Regions from separate parts of the Homo sapiens genome. Here region 2 is linked to region 1. Evidence: read pairs that join two places in POLR2A ChIA-PET (ENCODE). Cell type or tissue: B cell. All regions are shown on one strand. Links, peaks and the distances in the headings refer to the core of each region. The heading gives the core; the rest is flanking DNA.

Region 1 (4,396 bases), core at 233-4,232:
ATTACTTTGACTATTTAAGGACTTTTGTAGTTCCGCATGAATTTGAGGATTGTTTTTTCTATTTCTGTGAAGAATAACATTAGAATTTTGATAGAAATTGCACTGAATTTCTAGTTTGCTTTGGATAGTATGAACATTTTAGCAATATTAATTCTTCCAATCCATAAGCATGGAATATCTTCCCATTTATTTATTTTATCTTAAATTTCTTTCTTTCTTTTTTCTTTTTTTCTTGTTTTTTTGAGATGGAATTTTGCTCTTGTTGCCCAGGCTGGGGTGCAGTGGCGTGACCTCTGCTCACCACAACCTCTGCTTCTGGGGTTCAAGCAATTCTCCTGCCTCAGCCTCCTGAGTAGCTGGGATTACAGGCATGTGCCACCACGCCCGGGTAATTTTGTATTTTTAGTAGAGTCGGGGTTTTTCCATGTTGGTCAGGCTGGTCTCAAACTCCCGACCTCAGGTGATCTGCCTGCTTCGGCCTCCCATAGTGCTGGGATTACAGGTGTGAGCCACCACGCCCGGCCTATTTTGTCTTCAGTTTCTTTTATCAATGTTTTACAGTTTTCAGCATATAACTTTTCAACTCCTTGGTTAAATTAACTCCTAAATATGTTTTAAATGCTGTTGTAAATAGAATTGTTTTCCTAATTTCTTTTTCAAATAGTTGTTAGTGTATAAAAATACTACTGACTTTTGTATGTTGACTTTGTGTCTTACAACTTTACTGAATTCATGTATCAGTTCTAATAGTTTTTTGATGGAGTCTTTCTTCTCTCTTTTTTTTTTTTTTTTTTTGAGGCGGATTCATGCTCTGTCGCCCAGGCTGGAGTGCAGTGGCGCAATCTCGGCTCACTGCAACCTCCGCCTCCCAGGTTCAAGCAATTCTCCTGCCTCAGCCTCCTGAGTAGCTGGGATTACCGGCACACGCCACCACACCTAGCTAATTTTTGTGTTTTTAGTAGAGATGGGGTTTCACCATGTTGGTCAGGCTGGTCTCGAACTTCTGACCTCATGATCAACCCATCTTGGCCTCCCAGAGTGCTGGGATTACAAGCATAAGCCGCCTTGCCCAACCTTCTTTTTTTTTTTTTTTGAGATGAGATCTTGCTCTGTCACCCAGGTTGGAGTGAAGTGGTGTGATCATAGCTTACTGCAGCCTCAAACTCCAGCTCAAGTGATTCTCTTGCCTCAGCCTTCCAAGTAACTGGGACTGTAGGCACATGCCACCACACCTGGCTAATTTCTATTTTTGTTTTTTGTAGAGAAGGGGTCTTGCCATGTTGTCCAGGCTGGTGTTGAACTCCTAGATTCACACAATCCTCCCACCTCAACCTCCCAAAGTACAGGCATGAGCCACCACACCTGGCCAAGACTTTCTATATGATCATGTTATCAACAAACAAACGCAATTTCACTTCTTCCTTCTCTTATTTGGAGATCTTGTATTTATTTTTCTTGCCTAATTGCTCTGGCTAGGATTTTCAGCACTATATTGACTAGAAATGGTGAGAGTGGGTACCCTTGTCTTTTTCTGATCTTAGCAGAATGGCCTTTAAATTTTCACCCAATTGAGTATGGTGTTAGCTGTAGTCTTGCCATATATGGCCTATTTGTGTTGAGGAACATTCCTTCTATATGTAATTTGTTGAGAATGTTTGTTATGAAAGGATGTTGAATTCTGTCAAATGCTTTTCCTGCATCTATTTAAATGATCATACGGTTTCGTTGGTGGTGATGAATTTCACCCTCACCCACACCCTTTATGAACAGGTTCCTCATTTCAAGATTGACTGGACTTAGATGTGCAATTAGCACCACTATCTGGTTAAATGAATGCTATCCCTCTGTTTAATAATTCCAGTCCCTCAGGATGAATGAACCTGACTTTTGATTCGTATCCTACCTTTATAATTGATCTCAAAGTGCACTTCTTTTTTTTTTTTTCCTTTCTTGCACTTAGTTAGATTTGTTTGCCTTTATACCATTGCTTCTCATCTTGTGGTTTGGAAGTAAGCCCATCATGCATGCCCATTATGTCCATTACTGGGGTAACAGTAAAACCTTGCTCCAAGGGAAAGAAACCTGCATCCAGACTTGCTACCCAGTGCCTCTGGGACTGGGCTCACCCGCTCAATGAAATGAGGCAGAACACAGTTGTTGCTGACTGCTCCCTGGGGTTCCAGCTTATTGGAAACTCTGGCTTCAGCTACTGTAGGAGGCACCATCCACCTTGCCTTCTACATCATTGTATTCTATGTAAATGAATCTCCTGAAGGACAAGAAAATCGTCGGTCAGCATGTAAATTCACTCTGAATAAAATTAAAATAATAGAATCAAAAATGAATTTTCAAAAGACTATATATAAAGGAATAATATGCACACTAATGGACAAGAAATAAATTAGAAATCTTGAAAATAAAAAATATTGTCATTGCGATAAAAATCAAAAGGATTTCCAGACTGGAAAGAGCTGGATAGAATCAGTAATCTGAAAGATAGTACTGAGGAATTCACCCAGAATGCAGCACCTAGAAATAAAAAGAAAAATATATGAAAACGCAAGTAAGAGAGATGAAAGAGAGTTTGAGGCTCCAAAATACTTCGGATAGGAGTTTCTGAAGAAGAGAATTAGGTGGAATGGTGGAGAAGCAATATATGTGGAGACACTGATTGAGAATTTTCCAGATATGAGAAAAGGTCCTGAGTCCTCCAATCAAAAGCACACAGCCGAAGGTAAATAAAGAAACCTACACCCAGATACATGTAACGAAGTTGTAAAACATCAAAAAGAAAGAGCAAATCATGGCTGGGTGTATGGTTCATGCCTGTAATCCCAGCACTTTGGGAGGCCAAGGGGGAAGGATCCTTTAAGGCCAGGAATTTGAGACCAGCCTAGGCAACATAGGGAGACCCTGTCTCTACAAAAAAAAAAAATAATAATAAAATAAAAATAAAAATAAGCTGGTTGTGGTGGTGCAGGCTTGCAGTCCTAGCTACTCGGGCAGCTGAGATGGGAGGATAGTTTGAGCCCAAGAGTTTGAGGCTGTAGTGAGCTATGATCATACCACTGCACTCCAGCCTGGGCAAAAGAGCAAGACCCTGTCTAAAAAAAAAAAAAAAAAATGCTGGGCGCGGTGGCTTACACCAATAATCGCAGGACTTTGGGAGGCTGATAGGGGAGGATTGCTTGAGCCCAGGAATTCAATATGAGCCTGCAACATAGGGAGACCCAGTCTCTACCAAAACAAACAAACAAACAAACAGAAAAACTGGCTGCAGTGGCACACACCAGTCATCCCAGCTATGCAGGAGGCTGAGGTGTGAAGATTGCTGGGTCCCAGGAGGTCAAGGCTATGGTGAGCAGTAATCAGGCCACTTCACTGCACTCCATCCAGCCGAGTGACAGAGCAAGACTCTGTCAAAATAATAATAATAATAATAATAAATGTTAAAAAGAGAAGGAAATTCATGTTTATCATAAAATAATATTAAACCATCAAAGCAGTTAAGAGCAAGAATTAAGATTAATATGTGAAGTTAGCAGTTATATTGGATATATTTATGTATTTGCATGCTCTCGGGCAGATCCACATTTGGTAGAATGCTTCAAAAATGCTATTTTTGGGCGGGTGCAGTGGCTCACACCTGTAATCCCAGTACTTTGGGAGGCTGAGGCAGGCAGATCCCCTGAGGTCAACAGTTTGAGACCAGCCTGGCCAACATGACGAAACCCCGTCTCTACTAAAAATACAAAAATTAGCTAGGCGTGGTGGCACATGCCTGTAATCCCAGATACTCGGAAGGTTGAAGCAGGAGAATCACTTGAACCTGAGAATCGGAGGTTGAAGTAAGCTGAGATCGTGCCATTGGACTCCAGCTTGGGTGACAGAGTGAGACTCCATCTCAAAAAAAAAAAAAATTGCCATTTTCATCATCAAACACTTATTTGTCCAGGATGCAGTATGACTATGTTCTTCTTCATTATGTTTTAGAATGAAGAAGCAGTACGACGTCTCATCTGGGAAAAGAATCTAAAGTTTGTGATGCTTCACAACCTGGAGCATTCAATGGGAATGCACTCATACGATCTGGGCATGAACCACCTGGGAGACATGGTAGGTACATTACAAGAAATCCCACTTTCACGTCTGGGTAAATATCATTTCCTTTCTGTCTCCCCAAAAGCAATTTGAAGGTAAACAACAATAACAAAGGAATGTATAGTACAAAGTTGGAAAACAGTAGAATTGAAGGACGTAAGAACGTGTACAGAAATTTCTTACTTAGTTCTATTTTGACTGCTTTCTTTCTTTAACAAATCACTTCTTTAGAGGAAATTTTAAACTCAGAGACTACCATTGTTTTTTTTTTAATAAATTCTAGAAAGTATTACCT
Region 2 (4,396 bases), core at 88-4,087, 440 kb before region 1:
TGGGCGACAGAGCAAGACTCTGTCTCAAAAAAATAATAAATAACATTCTAGGAGAGAACAATTTAAAGGATAAAATTACCACCTTCCCTCTCCCCAGTTTGCTAGCTGGCCTGGTATTATCTCTGTTGTTCACTTCACAGGCTATAGTTTCCACTTTATTATCCAAGAAAAACAGGCTAATAAAATATTTAATAGCTATTAGGTAGCACATATTTGAGCAAAGGTATTAATCAGAAGAGTTTTAAATTAACCTAAAAAAGCCCACAGACATTAATAAGCAAAACGTACTATTTTGATATTCAACGCTAACGTGTAAGTACACATTATCAATTAATATCAGAAACTGGATACCTATTAGACTAGTTAATTATAACTGACAATGGGCTTGAGTGTCATGGCAGAAATAAATCGATCAGAAGCAATGACATTCTGATGTCAGTTTTCTGGCAGAATATACCAAGGTGACAAAAGGAAAAAGGGGTGGGTGGAAAGTGTCAAAATCCCTATGGAGAGTAAACAGAAAAATATCTCCCTATTTATAAAATATCAACCAAAATGGCACCTGGTGATATTCTGACATTGTATTCTATGTTTGCATTTCTAAATTTCAGTTTATCATTCAACATGATCTAAACTGCTTTACTTTTCACTAAGAGGAAGAACTAGGAAAGAAATCAGCCTACAAATGGCTTACACTGTACACAACAGAACACAGATCAAAAAAACATCCACAGGCCGGGCGTGGCGGCTCACGCCTGTAATACCAGCACTTTGGGAGGCTGAAGTGGGCAGATCACCTGAGATCAGGAGTTTGAGACTAGCCTGGCCAACATGGCGAAACCCCGTCTCTACTAAAAATACAAAAATTAGCCGGGCGTGTTGGCGGGTGCCTGTAATCCCACCTACTCAGGAGGCAGAGGCAGGAGAATCACTCAAACCCCAGAGGCAGAGGTTACAGTGAGCCGAGATCGCGCCATTGCACTCCAACCAGGGCAACAAGAGCGAAACTCCATCTCAAAAAAATATATATATATATCAACAATAATCCCTACTACTGGAGTTAACAGATTACTGCAGGTTACAGGTAGGGCTCTGCTGGGAAGAACAAAGCAATCAGAATCACAGACTGATGAAGCTGTCCCTACTATAAAAGTCCCAAGCAAAAATGCTCCAATACTGTATCCTCTGGATCTCCCTGAGCCGTTAAGGGGGAGAAAAAGTCAGGTAAGCAGCTGTAAAGTTATGTCTAAATCATTTGTGCACATGATAAAATCATATAGGTGAGCGATGACCATTTTAAAAATGTTCTAGTCTGAAGCAAAAGGAACTACACAGCTCATGATTATCTAGGGTTTAAGTGCTTTTCTTTTTTCTTTTTTTTTTTTTTGAGACAGAGTCTCACTCTGTCTCCAGGATGGAGTACAGTGGCGTGATCTCAGCTCACTGCAACCCGCGCCTCCTGGGTTCCAGCAATTCTCCTGCCTCAGCCTTCCGAGTAGCTGGGACTACAGGAGTGTGCCACCATGACTAGCTAATTTTTGTATTTTTAGTAGAGACGGGGTTTCACCACGTTGGTTAGGATGGTCTCCATCTCTTGAGCTTGTGATCCGCCCACCTCGGCCTCCCAAAGTGCTGGGATTACAGGCGTGAGCTACTGCTCCTGGCCTTTTTTTTTTTTTTGAGATGGAGTTTCACTCTTGTCCCCCAGGCTGGAATGCAATGGTGTGATCTTGACTCATTGCAACCTCTGTCCCCCGGGTTCAAGCAATTCTCCTGCCTCAGCCTCCTGAGTAGCTGGGATTACAGGTGCCTGCCACCACACCCGGCTAATTTTTGTATTTTTAGCAGAGACAGGGTTTCACCATGTTGGCCAGGCTGGTCTCAAACTCCTGACCTCAGGTGATCCGCCTGCCTTGGCCTCCCAAAGTGCTGAGAATATAGGTGTGAGCCATTGTACCCAGCCTCAAGTGCTTTTCCTTGAGGAAGTCACACATGATTTTACTCCACAACTCTTATTTCATAGGAGCAGTGTACACCTTAGTATCCTATCCCTTCTAACCCAACCACTAACTTCAAATCAAGCCTCCAAGACAGAAATTCTTTACTCTCCTCATGGTGGTAAAAAGGGCATAAAGTAAGGCCAGCGGCGGCGGCTAAAGCCTGTATGTACCTCAGCACTTTGCAAGGCTGAGGCGAGAGGATCACCTGAGGTCAGGAGTTTGAGACCAGCCTGACTAACATGGTGAAATCTGATCTCTACTAAAATACAAAAATTAGCCAGACGTGGCAGGTGCCTGTAATCTCAGTTACTTGGGAAGCTGAAGCAGGAGAATCGCTTGAACTCTAGAGGCTGAGGCTGCAGTGAGCCAAGATTGCTCCACCGCACTCCAGCCTGGGCGACAGAGAGAGACTCCCTCTCAAAAAAAAAAAAAGACTTTACTGGCAGGGCATGGTGGCTCACGCCTGTAATCCCAGCACTATGGGAGCCCGAGATGGGTGGATCACCTGAGGTCAGGAGTTTGAGACCAGCCTGGCCAACATGGTGAAACCCTGTCTCTACTAAAATACAAAAATTAGTCAGATGTGGTGGCAGGTGCCTGTAATCTGTTACTTGGGAGGCTGAGCAGGCAACTCGCTTGAACCCGGGAGGCTGAGGCTGCAATGAGCCAAGATCACCCCACTGCACTCCAGCCTGGGTGACAAGAGCAAGAGTCCACCTAAAAAAAGAGAAAAAAGATTTTATTTGCGATTGGAAGAGAGTGTTTCTTTGTCTGCATGGTACCAGAGGAATTAGGAAGTTGGCAGGAACAAGTGATGGTTTATGATTTCCTGAATTGTTAAAGGCTAGAAGGCTGGCCCTGTAGAAATTCAAGAAGTGTGCGTGTCAACCACCCTAAAACCATTTACTGTTCTTAGCTGTTTAGCTGAACTCCACTTAAGTTTTGGTGAAACTCTGAAATCCTAAAGGACAATGTTCTCTGACAATGCTGAAAATGGATATAAAACAAAAATGTCATAGCCAAGGACATATTGACAGTTTTTGATAAGCCACTCACAACTTCTAGGCACTCCCAATCTTCTGGCATTTAAATTGGGAAGGAGAGGTTATTTAGGAGAGTTTGTTCCCTGCCAATATTAAAGATAGTTTCACCATTAAGCTGTCAGCTTTTACACTGTTGACAAGTGAAATACACAGAGTAAAGCAAACCATAAGCTCTAAGAGATGTTTAACTACTTTTGCTATTGGAGCAATTACCATGTTTGGATTTGGTGGAGGCCATTATAATCTTTCCATAGTCCATCAAGAGCTTGAAATTTAGCCACTTTTTGCCCCCTTTTTTTTGTTTTGAGACAGAGTCTTGCTCTGTCACCCAGACTGGAGTGCAGTGGTGTGATCTCGGCTCACTGCAACCTCTGCCTCCCGGGTTCAAGCAATTCTCCTGACTCAGCCTCCTAAGTAGCTGGGATTACAGGCCTGCGCCAACATGCCTGGCTAATTTTTTTGTATTTTTTAGTAGAGATGGGGTTTCACCATGTTGGCCAGGCTGGTCTCGAACTCCTGACCTTGCGATATGCCTGTAATCCCAGCATTTTTGGAGGCCGAAGTGGGCGGATTACTTGAGGTCAGGAGTTCAAGACTAGTCTGGCTGACATGATGAAACCCCATCACTACTAAAAACACAAAAAAATAAAATAGCCAGGCATGATGGCACATGCCTGTATTCCCAGCTACTTGGGAGACTGAGTCAGGAGACTCATTCGAAGCTGGGAGGCAGAGGTTGCAGTAAGCCAAGATGGCACCACTGCACTCCAGCCTGGGTGACAGAATGATACTCTGTCTCAAAAAAAAAACCACAAAAACATTTATACAATCTGTATTATTAACTGTTAGTGAGAGGATCTGACAGAAAACATAAAGACCTACAAAAATACCAAAGAGTACAAAGCAAACACCTGACTTAATAGTTGAGAAGTTTGTTTATGGACCATACACAACCCTTCTTCTTTCTGGGTTGGGGATTAGAGGGGAAGCAGGTTTCAAATTAAGGAGCTACTCTATTAAAAATAAAAACCCAGGTGGGGCACGGTGGCTCACGCCTATAATCCCAGCACTTTGGGAAGCCAAGGCGGGCGGATCACAGGGTCAGGAGATCGAGACCATCCTGGCTAACACGGTGAAACCCCGTCTCTACTAAAAATACAAAAAACAAAATTAGCCAGGCGTGGTGGTGGGCGCCTGTAGTCCCAGCTACTCGGGAGGCTGAGGCAAAAGAATGGCGTGAACCCGGGAGGCAGAGCTTGCAGTGAGCCGAGATGGCCCCACTGCACTCCAGCCTGGGCGACAGAGCGAGACTCCGTCTCAAAAATAAATAAATAAATAAATAAATAAATAAAT

What was found. Peaks named below come from ENCODE experiments on the same cell type or tissue, not always from the same donor. Only the 100,000 strongest peaks of a DNase experiment are listed, where the experiment ranks them.
Region 2: POLR2A ChIA-PET joins it to region 1 with 5 read pairs; 1 of 35 experiments calls an interaction of 5 or more read pairs at or near these places.

What each region holds. Positions count from the first base shown.
Region 1 is chr1:150,757,578-150,761,973 of GRCh38, reverse strand. CTSS (cathepsin S) reads left to right here. Exons shown (of 8, transcript NM_004079.5): 3 at 3,994-4,116. Among named protein-coding and RNA genes, the nearest start is that of CTSS, 6.0 kb to the left of the region's middle. In B cell, for the core only: no CTCF peak of the experiment used is centred there; a DNase peak (open chromatin) is centred at 1,753; H3K4me3 peaks cover 487 bases; H3K27ac peaks cover 1,606 bases.
Region 2 is chr1:151,200,814-151,205,209 of GRCh38, reverse strand. The region is part of intron 1 of PIP5K1A (phosphatidylinositol-4-phosphate 5-kinase type 1 alpha); the gene reads right to left. Among named protein-coding and RNA genes, the nearest start is that of PIP5K1A, 4.5 kb to the right of the region's middle. In B cell, for the core only: no CTCF peak of the experiment used is centred there; no DNase peak of the experiment used is centred there; H3K27ac peaks cover 749 bases.